Linked DNA regions of Homo sapiens: region 1 is linked to region 2. The links are chromatin contacts, found by Hi-C or POLR2A ChIA-PET in ENCODE. All regions are on one chromosome and are shown on one strand. The core of a region is the stretch at or near the end of the contact, and the rest is flanking DNA. Distances in the headings are between cores, read along the strand shown. Region 1 overlaps SP2 (Sp2 transcription factor). Region 2 overlaps ARHGAP27 (Rho GTPase activating protein 27).

Evidence for each region. Hi-C counts contacts between places; a loop is a spot of excess contacts on that map. ChIA-PET counts read pairs that join two places held with the same protein, here RNA polymerase II (POLR2A).
Region 1: a loop to region 2 is called in a map of sciatic nerve, with 24 times the contacts of the local background. The contact joins two enhancer-like sites. A Hi-C loop is called at or near these places in 1 of 168 maps with a recorded cell type or tissue (sciatic nerve). POLR2A ChIA-PET finds 5 or more read pairs at or near these places in 1 of 52 experiments (BJ).

What each region holds. Positions count from the first base shown.
Region 1 is chr17:47,898,320-47,903,729 of GRCh38, forward strand. All of the region lies in intron 1 of SP2 (Sp2 transcription factor), which reads left to right. It overlaps SP2-AS1 (SP2 antisense RNA 1), which reads right to left. Exons shown (of 3, transcript NR_103857.1): 3 at 67-984. Among named protein-coding and RNA genes, the nearest start is that of SP2, 4.8 kb to the left of the region's middle. RefSeq lists enhancers at 1,765-2,269, 2,774-3,277, 3,782-4,285. Within about 2 kb of position 2,207, at least 3 of the 41 ENCODE cell types and tissues checked have a DNase peak (open chromatin) inside an H3K27ac peak, as active enhancers do.
Region 2 is chr17:45,410,957-45,416,711 of GRCh38, forward strand. The region is part of intron 4 of ARHGAP27 (Rho GTPase activating protein 27); the gene reads right to left. Among named protein-coding and RNA genes, the nearest start is that of ARHGAP27, 19 kb to the right of the region's middle. RefSeq lists an enhancer at 670-1,170 and a silencer at 1,013-1,200. Within about 2 kb of position 4,220, at least 4 of the 41 ENCODE cell types and tissues checked have a DNase peak (open chromatin) inside an H3K27ac peak, as active enhancers do.

The DNA of each region.
Region 1 (5,410 bases), core at 957-3,456, 2.5 Mb after region 2:
GTTCATTTGGATATTTTGGCCTTGAACTTCTTATTTCTTCTGGTGGTTAATACCAGCTTTTTGGAGAAGTTGAACAGTCCTTTGCTATAGGTCTGTGGCAGATCCCAAGTACTGTCAGCAAGTATAGTATTGCCCAACCAGGGCCCTTATGAAGACATTTTAAACTTGTTGCAGCCAACCAGTAGACCTTAGTATTGGCTTGGTTTCAGCCATCTTCTAAACCTTGCCCACTCATTTCTGTGATAGATATGTATAACATGTTTTTTTTCTAATACTTATTTTTTCACACACACCCCCCTTTTCTGTATACACAAAAATTGGAAACCCTGCTTCCAAACACTGAAAAACTTAGGATATTTTGGATCAGGTGGACAATGGCTATGGAATGAAAGATGCAGAGAAACACTGCTTTAAAGAGTATGTAGAGAGTTACAGAGTTTAGGGATGCAGTAGCGTGAACACTTCTGAGTTTACAAGATTTAACCTCATGGCCCCATCTTAAATCTTGCGGGCTGCAAACCTGGAGTAAAATCTGTTCAGGGAAGCTCATATGCTTTCTTACAAGTTCATTGGGTGATATGTCTGGAGTTTTCCCTTTTTGCAACTGACTTGGATTTGTCGGAATTTCTTCCCAGCACCTACAGGCTGAACTAAACCAGTATCCAGTACATTTCTGGGCTGATAAATGGACATCATTTTGGAATGCATTTGTTGCTTTTTTGCTTGTTTTTGCCTTGCTTTTGTTTTGGATATGCGTGCAACTCCTTGTATGACGTTGTCTAGACCTGTTGTAGGAGGAAAAAAAGTTCTTTCTCTTTATTTCTTCCCTTGTAGAGCCAACACTTAGATCTTTATGTTTCTGAAATGTAGTTGAGTGTCTTTTTAAAGATGCTCTTCCTCAATTATCAGCAGATCTTTTTTTGGCTAGCAGCATTCTCTTAGGAGACCTTGGGGTGGAGGAGGTCTCACTTTTCTGTCAGCAATCTATTGGAGCAAGGTGGAAAGATGAGTGAAGAGGGTAAAAATATGTGACATTTCTTTTTTTAAAATAATAGAGGCATAGTCTCTCTATGTCAGGCTGGTCTCAAAACTCCTGGCCTCAAGCAATCCTCCCACCTCAGCCTCCCAAAGTGCTGGGATTACAGGCATGAGCCACTGTGCCTAGCCAACATGGGACATTTCTAACTCGAGGGTATTGTCAGGCCATGTAGGAAAGGGAGCAGAGATTGCCCTTGAGGAGATGCTCCCAGGTGGCAGATTTGTCCTACTTGATAGATTCCAAAATGGAAAACGGATTTTTCTGCTGCCTCTGGGGACACTGAAAAAAGAACCTCCACATGAGTTCAGAGGCAGCACCGGCAGCTTAGGGGAAGTCATGGCTTCCACTGCGTGTCTAGGAAGCGCTCTTTCAGGATGCTCTGAGGCTGCCACTGGCACAGGGGAATACTGTGCTTCTCATCAGACTGGGCTGCGGGCTGATGTGCTCTTGGGAGATGAGCTCTGCTCAGGAGCAAGAGGTTGTGAAAGGGCTGATGTTTCTTAGGCTCCCCCAATGAGCAGCTCCAAGCAGTGCTGAGATGTCTAGGCCGTTTGTGTCACAGGACAAGCACACTTGCAGACCCAACTGTTGGAATCCTTCATTGGCATATCATTCCCATTGCTGCTGTTTGTCTCCACATCAGAATTGCTTGCTATACTTAGCCAGAAGCCCTGCCACATTGCAGTGCAGAGGCTTAGCTTTCTTGTTTTTGTTGCTGAGTGCTCTGAGATACCAGTTTGTCCCTTTGTGGTGATTTAGGCAGTTAGGTGGCCTTTGATCTCATTCACAGAGTAAAAATGGCTCAGGAGGAGCCAGCAGACACTAGCGTACACATTTCCAAATGTCATCTTTCTAGAGCCTTCTCTTTGGGGTTGTCACCTCTCCTATAGAATTTGGTAGAATCACAAAGTGGTCTCCAAGAGAGTGTGAATAGGAAGTAAGAGTGAGCAGGCAGGCCATGTAATTGGAAGTGGAATATCTCTGCTCTCAATTGATAATTAGGAATCTTCTTAGATCAGCCTAGAAGAAAACAGACCAAGACATTTCCCAGCCTCCAAAAAAGTAAATGGTAAGCCAGCCCTGTCTTCTCAGGGGAAATGAAATCACCACTCATTTCAGAAGCTGATTCTGGCCTGGGGCCGGGCTGGGTGATCACGCCTGTAATCCCAGCACTTTGGGAGGCTGAGGCAGGCAGATCACTTAAGGTCAGGAGTTCGAGACCAGCCTGGCTAACATGGCAAAACCCCATCTCTACTAAAAATACAAAAATTAGCCATGTGTGGTGGCACACGCCTGTAGTCCCAGCTACTGCAGAGGCTGAGGCACGGGAATCACTTGAACCCAGGAGGCGGAGATTGCAGTGAGCCGAGAGCGCACCACTGCACCCCAGCCTGGGTAACAGAGCAAGACTCCATCTCAAACAAAAACAAAACACTGATCATGGCCCAGGATAAATGTGGGGAGTGACTCACAAATAAATGTGCCAAAGCACATAAAGAGATTCTTTAGGGGAAAAAGTATATCTTGCTTCTTTTTTTTCTCCTGTTCTCTAAAATTCTGAGGCCCAGTATTCTTTGACAAAAAAACTTGATGCTGTTTCTTGGGCCTGCTTTGATCAGGTTCTCTTCACCCTATGCTGCCCCCACCCCCACACACTTCCAGAGTCCCTTCCAGTACAATGGGATGTGACGCAGTCAGGATGCAAACTAGCAAATGACAGTCACGTTTTGGAAAGAAGAATTAAGGGTGGAGACAGATAGGCGGTATTCAAATTCAAGTGCCTTCGTTATCTTTTTTTTTTTTTTCTTGAGACGGAGTCTCGCTCTGTCACCAGGCTGAAGTGCAATGGCGCAATCTTGGCTCACTGCAACCTCTGCCTCCCGGGTTCAAGCGATTCTCCTGTCTCAGCCTCCAGAGTAGCTGGGACTACAGGCACGTGCCACCACACCCAGCTAATTTTGTATTTTTAGAAGAGACGGGGTTTCACTGTGTTGGCCAGGATGGTCTCCAACTCTTGACCTCGTGATCCATCCGCCTCAGCCTCCCAAAGTGCTAGGATTACAGGCGTGAGCCACCGTGCCTGGCTTTGTTTTTTTTGTTTTTTGTTTTGGTTTTTTTTGAGACAGAGTCTCGCTCTGTCACCAGGCTGGAGTGCAGTGGTGCTATCCCGGCTCTGCCAATGCATGTCAATGGAGAGAAGCATTAATAATGCATATCAGTTGAGAGAAGCATTGAAATGCAGTAGTACCTGGTGTGTGGTGATGAGAGGCGTGCGCTTTGAAGTTTTTGGCCAGGAGCAGGACTGGACTGCACTGGCCCACATGTGAGGTGACTGGTGGGGTTGAGGGTTCCACCAGGGTCTGGGTCAGCTAAACCCAGCTGTGGAGTGGATCCTGACCTAGTGCCAGGATATGCAAATCTGCAGCTTTTCTCCTTTGGTTCCTAAACTCGCTTTAGGCCCTCCTGCTCTAAAGCCTCCAGGATTTATTCATTCACTTATTCAACAAATATAGATTATTAAGCACCTACCATGTGCCAGGGACTGGGATACATCAGTGAGTAAGGCAGAGAAGTCCCTGCCTTTAGGAAGCTTACATCTTAGTGGGAGACAATTAATAACTAATAGATATTTGTTAGACAGTGAGAAGTGCTAAGGAGGCAAAATGAGGATAAGGTAAAAAAAGGGGGGTGGCAATTTACATAGGGTGATCAGGGAAGGTCTCAATGATAAGGTGACATCCGAGTAAAACCCTGAAGGAGTGGGGAGGAGATTGAGCCTTTTTCTATCTGGGGTGAGGGGAGGAGGGTGAGAACTCAGCAGAGAGAAGAGCAATGCAAAGACCCTCAGCAGGGGCCATACTTGGTATGTTCAGGAACAGCAGGGAGCCAGCATGGCTAAAGCAGTGAGAGAGGGAGAGTGACAGGGCAGGTGAAAGAGGTTAGGTCACACAGGGGCCTTTTGTGTCACAATGGAGATTTTGGCTTTTACTTTGAGTGGGAGATGGGATGGTATTGGGGGCCTCTGAGCAGAGAAATAACATGGTTTCATTTAAGTGTGATGGGTCTTACTCTGGATGTGTTGAGAATAGACTGATGGGGTCAAGGTCAGAAGCACAGCTAGGAGGTTAATCCGTGGGAGACATGATAGAAACCTGGACCTAGGTGATGACAGAGGAGGTGGTAGAAGCAGTCAGATTGGGCATATATTTTGAAGATAGAGTGTTTGCTGTCAAGTGTAGGGTGTGGAAAAAAGATAAGGATAACTCCCAAGGTTTTAAGGCTGAGGAGCTGGAAAGATGAAGTTACTATTCATTCACTGCAGTGGCGAATTTTGAAGGAGTCACAGGATTAGGACAATATCGGGAGCACTGTTTGGGGCTAGTTAGATTTTTGTTTTGTTTTGTTTTGTTTTTTGAGATGTTGTTTTGCTCCTGTCACGCAGGCTGGAGTGCAGTGGCACAATCTTGGCTCACTGCAACCTCCACCTCCCGGGTTCAAGCGATTCTCCTTCCTCAGCCTCCCAAGGAGCTGGGATTACAGGCGGGCACCACCACGCCCGGCTAATTTTTGTATTTTTAGTAGAGACGAGGTTTCGCCATGTTGGCCAGGCTGGTCTCCAACTCCTGACCTCAGGTGATCCACCTGCCTCGGCCGCCCAAAGTGCTGGGATTACAGGCGTGAGCCACAGCGCCCAGCTGGGGCTAGTTAGATTTACGATGCCTATTAATACATCCAAGTGGAGCTATCAGTAGGCAGTTGGATATACCAGTCGAGATAGAAATGTGAGAGTTAAAATTATATAGAATCTGTATCTTACTGGTTTCTAAACCCACGAGACTAGACAAAATCAGCTAGGAAACAGGTGTAGACAGAAGAAAGGTCCTGAGACAGAGTCCTGGGGCAACCCAATCATTTAGAATTTGAGAGGAGAGGAAGAACCAGCAAAGGAGATATGGGAGAAGTTAGCCAGAGACTAGCAAGTGTGTCCTAGAGGCCAAGTAAAGAAAGTGTTTCAAGGAAGAAGAGGCCAGGCGCGGTGGCTCACGCCTGTAATCCCAGCACTTTGGGAGGCCGAGGCGGGCAGATCACTTGAGGTTAGGAGTTCGAGACCAGCCTGGCGAACATGGTGAAACCCCAACTCTATTAAAAATACAAAAAATTAGCCGGGCGTGGTGTCAGGCCCGTGTAATCCCAGCTACCTGGGAGGCTGAGGCAGCAGAATCACTTGAACCGGGGGGCGGAGGTTGCAGCGAGCCAAGACCAAAAGGAAGAGCAATCAACTGTCAGAGCAACACGGATGACGTGGTTTAAGAAGTAGCCATGGCCGGCGCGGTGGCTCACGCCTGTAATCCCAGCACTTTGGGAGGCCGA
Region 2 (5,755 bases), core at 2,970-5,469:
CCTGACCACCTGGGTCTGTCTCCTCCAGACTCGGTCACCAAGATGCATATGCCCTCCCACGCCTGCATGCCCACATGTGCCCACTCTCACTTGCGTGTCCACATACGTGTACAAGTATGCCCGTGCCTGTCCCCTCCTCTCTAAGGACCCAGAGAAGAGGGCCAGGCACCAGCTTCTTCCAGGAGGAAGGTTAAATCTTCTTCCTGGCCTCTCTTCCCTTCACCCCCTCGTGTGGGGATGACAGACCCCAGCCACGCACAGTGGACACATGCCCTGAGTAAGAAGTTACAGCCCCTCCTCTGAGCCCATGGGTCCATCTTGTCTTCCCTCCTCCCTTAGAAGTGCTTCCTCCCCAGGCTTAAGGGCCAGGCAGCACTAAGCCCACCAGCCCACCCCTGCTGAAGTCCACCTCCTTTCCTGGTCAGGCTCTGACCCCCACCCTTCCACTCTAGGCCCATTCTTCCTCCTCTGGCCCCCACCCTGGATCTCTTTTTCTCCCCTGCCATGTCTCTCAGCCCCTCTTCTCCTGTACCCACTGTGGGCTGGGGACAAGGACCCCAAGCAGAGCCAGGCACAGTGTGAATGTGGGGCACGAGACACTTGTAGAGATCACACTAGGAGCAAGACTGGGCCCCATGCCCTGCTCTGCCCACAAAAGCTCTCATACCAGTGTCCCATCCCCTGTACCCGACTCAGAAGCCCAGACCCCAGGGGTAGACTAATCCCCTCCTCGCTATCAGGGTGGAGGACAGCAGGAATCACAGAAGGCTGGAGGCCTCATGCTTATCACACACCTGACCCATCTCTCTGTCCCCACCCTGAGGCCAGGGATGAGGACTCACACACACACACACACACACACACTACACACGTGTGCGTGCATATGACAGGTCACCAAGGGTTATGCAACCAGGCCTCAGAGACAGGAATAGCCTCTGTAAATTCCAGAGAGGCCAGAAACTCTGAGCCACCAGGGAGGAGCTGGGTGGAGAGGGGAGAGAAGAGGACAGGTGTGGAACTCAGGCCCTCAGCATTGCCCTGCAGGTAGCATGGGGGGCAGGGACTCCCTATGGCAGAGCCAGGAGTGTCAGTGTCAGGGCTGGGACTGCAGAATGGGCAGCCAGCAACTCACCTGGCATCTCACCTGCTTCTCTTCCCCAGTAGGAAGCTGGGCCCCCATGATGGGGGTCTCCCAGGGGGCTCCAGCCCCAAACTATAGGGAGTGAACAAACTCACACAGTTCCTGCCTGCTCTTGGCCACAGAAGTTGGCTCTCAGGCCCTGTCTCGGATTCCCTCCCCCCAGTGAGAGGAGGTGATGACCACAGTGGCTCCCCAGAGGGGTCCACCTCCCTCCACCACACCCTCATGCCTCTGAGAGGCACAAGGGGGAGGGTCAGGAGAGGTTCTAGAACAAACCAGCTGCACAACACCCCTCCTTTCCCCACTCTGACCTCACTCTTCCCTCCCAAACCCTCATAGGAAGTGCTGGGGCAGGAGCAGGTGCACTAGGAAGACCCAGTCCTCTGGGGCTAGAGGCAAAATGAACGCCTCCAAACCAGGACTTGGCCCAGGAACTGGCTCAGGGGCTGGCGAGGGGACATGGTGTCCTTTGTTGACTCAGTGAGTCTGCTCTGTGCCACCCAAGCCAGGTGGAGGGAGAGCCAGAAGGAATGGTGATCTTTGCCTCAAGGAGCTCAGTCATGTCCACACGACAGGTCCCTCCCCCAAACACATGTTCTCCAGGACAGAAACTGGGTCTCCCTTTAACCATCCCGGCCTGGCCCAGAGCTACATGTCCAGGGGCAGGATCGGAGGAGCTGGGGGTGACCCCACAGGATCCTGGGCCTCAGGCCTCAGTAGGCTTTGGGGAACTGTGCCTAGCTCAGCCCTCTGAGATTCTGATGGAAGTGGTTTGGGCCGGGACCTGGGGAAAGTGTTTAATTTTAAGCCTCCTTGGGTGATTTGACTGTGCCTCCCAGGTGTGGCACCACGGCTCAGTATAATCTTTTTTTTTTTTTTTTTTTTTTTTTTTTTTTTTTTTTAATGGAGTCTCACTCTGTCACCCAGGCTGGGGTGCAGTGGCTCGATCTCAGCTCACTGCAACCTCTGCCTCCCAGGCTCAAGTGATTCTCCTGCCTCAGCTTCCTGAGTAGCTAGGATTACAGGTGCCTGCCACCATGCCCAGCTAATTTTTGTACTTTTAGTAGAGATGGGGTTTCATCGTGTTGGCCAGGCTGGTCTCAAACTCCTCACCTCAAGTGATCCGCCGCCTTGGTCTCCCAAAATGCTGGGATTACAGGCATGAGCAGCCCGGCTGACTCAGTGTAATCTTATTGCATGGATGTGGGGTGAGATTCCAAATGTAACGGTTTCAGGTGAGACCCTTTTCTTGGGCTTGGGGCAGAAGCTTCCATTGATTCAGAGGGAAAAAGAGTGGAGCCGGAGACCAGAGACTTGGACTCTTGTCTAGACTCTACTTCAGCTTCTCGCTGAGCAGCTGCTTGAATTTCTGGGCCTCAGTTTCTTCATGTGTAGAACAGAGCTGTCAACCCTACTCCGTCACAGGGCTGGTTCTATGAAAGAACTGAGCGGGCCTTGGGTTCCCACACCCATGGGGATTGGGGGAAAGCAGGCCTGCACTTCTGCTTTTCTGACTTCGGGTTTCGATTGGGTGCCCTCGGCTCTGGACTCTGTCCCCAGCCTCTGGGTGACCTCATGGGGCTGCTTGCCTGGCCTGCTCCTCCAGGGCGGGGTGGGAGCTGGGGTGGGGCATCCTCAGGGCTCACAACGCTTGTGCTCTAAGTAAGGCTGGCAGACACCCAGCAGGGCTGCTGGGGCCAGGAGGGATCAGAAATGGTCCATGAGGGGCTGGGTGCGGTGGCTCAGGCCTGTAATCCCAGCACTTTGGAAGGCCGAGGCAGGAGGATCACTTGAGGTCAGGAGTTTCAGACCAGCCTGGCCAACATAGCGAAACCTTGTCTCTACTAAAAATACAAAAATTAGCTGGGCGTGGTGGCGTGCGCCTGTAATTCCAGCTACTCGGGAGGCTGAGGCAAGAGAATTGCCTGAACCTGGGAGGCAGAGGTTACAGTGAACCAAGATCGCACCATTGCACTCCAGCCTGGGTGACAGAGCGAGACTCCATCTCAAAAAAAAAAAAAGAAATGGTCCATGAGGGAACCTCCCAGCCAGCGAAGGCTGTAGGGATGAGCCAGACTAGGGAGGTGGGAAAATGAGACCAAGGAATGATCACCTTCTGCCCTCCCCCTCAAACGTATCTGTGTTTGCACCCACCATTCCTTCCCCCTCCCCCAGTGGAAGGCACAGGGGCCTGCCGTCCAAGCCAACCTCCTCAGCCCGGTCCTGAAGGACCCCATAGCCTCCCGCTTGCTCGGAAGTGGCCTCACCTCAAATTTCCAACCCTTCCTTTCTGACTACCTTTGTCCCTTTCTCATTTCAACAAACTCAAGGCCTCTCCATGTTGGTTTTTTTTTTTTTTAGACAGCGTCTTGCTCTGTCACCCAGGCTGGAGGGCAGTGGCACGATCATGGTTCACTGCAGCTTTGACTTCTTGGACTCAAGCAATCCTTCTGCCTCAGCCTCCCAGGTAGCTGGCTAGCTGGCAGTACAGGCCCACACCACCACGCCCGGCTAATTTTTTTTTTTTTTTTTTTAGAGACAGGGTCTGACTATGTTGTCCAGGCTGGTCTTGATCTCCTGAGCTCAAGAAATCCTCCCACCTCAGCCTCCCAAAGTGCTGGGATTACAGGCCTGAGCCACTGCACCCAATTGGTCTCTCCATCTTAAAAAGAAAATGTTGACTGGGCACAGTGGCTCACGCCTGAAATCCCAGCACTTTGGAGGCTGAGCAGGTGGATCGCTTGAGGTCAGGAGTTCAAGACCAGCTGGCCAACATGGTGAAACCCCATCTCTACTAAAAATACCAAAAAAAAAAAAAAAAAAAAAATAGGCGTGGTGGCAGTTGCCTGTAGTCCCAGCTGCTTGGGAGGCTGAAGCAGGAGAACCACTTGAACCCCAGAGGTTGCAGTGAGTAGAGATCACACCATTGCTCTCTAGCCTGGGTGACAGAGAGAGAGTCCATCTCAAAAAAAAAAAAAAAAAAAAAGTTTTGTTCCCTGGACCCAGCTCTGCATCTCCTTTTAACAACTAATTCCTTTTTCCCTTCCTCCTTTTTGAGCCAACTTCTCTGTTCCCTCACTTAGACAATCAGCCCACTGCTTAGAGGCCTTCTACCACTTCCTTGATGATAGATCTGGTCCTCCTCTGGCCTGACTTCTCTCCAGTGTTTGCTCTTTAAAATCCTCTCCTTCTTGGGCTTCCTCAGGCCAGGCCTCCTAGTTTTCCTTCTTTTTCTTTGCTACTGCTCAGCAATTGGGCCCCAGGCTCCACCTCCTCTGCCACGGCCTCATGCTTGGTGTCTCACCTGGCTTCTCACTCCACCGCCTTGGGAGAGCCCAGCCCCACCGGCTGTAGATCAACAACTCGCAGCACAGTCTCCAGGCTCACATAGCCCATTGCCATCTGGATGTCCTTTGTACATGTCGAAAACCGTGTGCCCCAAATCAAATTTGTCCTCTCCCTCCTCCTTCCCCGATCTTAGCATCTGAGTGACATCTACCTCTGTCACTCAAGGTAGAATCATCCTTGCCTCCTGCTGGCTTTGCCTCATCTGACACTGAGCCCCATTGATCCGACCAGCCTAAGCCTTGCAGACCTGCCTACCAGTTCTCAGGTAACACCAAGGTTAGAGGAAGACGGAAACACTGCTGCAAGGAAGCAAATAGACACCTTGCAGGCAGGGCAATGAGTCAATGTCCAGGCAGAAAGAAAGGGTAGGGCTCTTCAAGGGAGATTGAAGAGACAGCCAGATACAAGGCATGGACTTGGACGGGATCCTGAACCAAACAAACCAGCTGTGAGAGAGATGTTTTAGGATAAGGCAGAAATCTGACGATGGCTTAGGTCATAGATGACACTAAGGAATTATTGTTAATTTTCTCAGATATAATAATGGTAGGGTGTTTACTTTTCAGAGATGCATGCTGAAGTTTTTGTTTTTTTTTTTTGTTTGTTTTTTGTTTTTTTGAGACGGAGTCTGGCTCTGTCGCCCAGGCTGGAGTGCAGTGGCATGATCTCGGCTCACTGCAGGCTCCGCCTCCCGGGTTCACGCCATTCTCCTGCCTCAGCTTCCCGAGTAGCTGGGACTACAGGCGCACGCCACCAGGCCCAGCTAATTTTTTTGTATTTTTTTTTTTTTAGTAGAGACGGGGTTTCACCGTGTTAGCCAGGATGGTCTCAATCTCCTGACCTCGTGATCCGCCCACCTCAGCCTCCCAAAGTGCTGGGATTACAGGCGTGAGCCACCGCGCCCAGCCTCATGCTGAAGTTTTTAGGGGTGAAATATGATGTCTAGAATTTATAATTCATCAGCAATAAATAAATAAAAATAAACACGGCAAATATTGTTTTTTCTCTTTTCTCTCTCTCTCTTTTTTTTTTTTCTAGTAGAGCAGCCAGCAAGGAGTTGGCTCCTTGCTATTGTTAAATCTAGGCAATAAGTAACTGTATTCTTTTTTTAATTTTTTTTTGAGATGGAGTCTAGCTCTGTCGCCCAGGCTGGAGTACAGTGGCGCAATCTTGACTCACTGCAACCTCTGCCTCCCAGGTTCAAGCAATTCTCTGCCTCTGCCTCCAGAGTAGCTGGGATCACAGGCGCCCACCACCACACTCAGC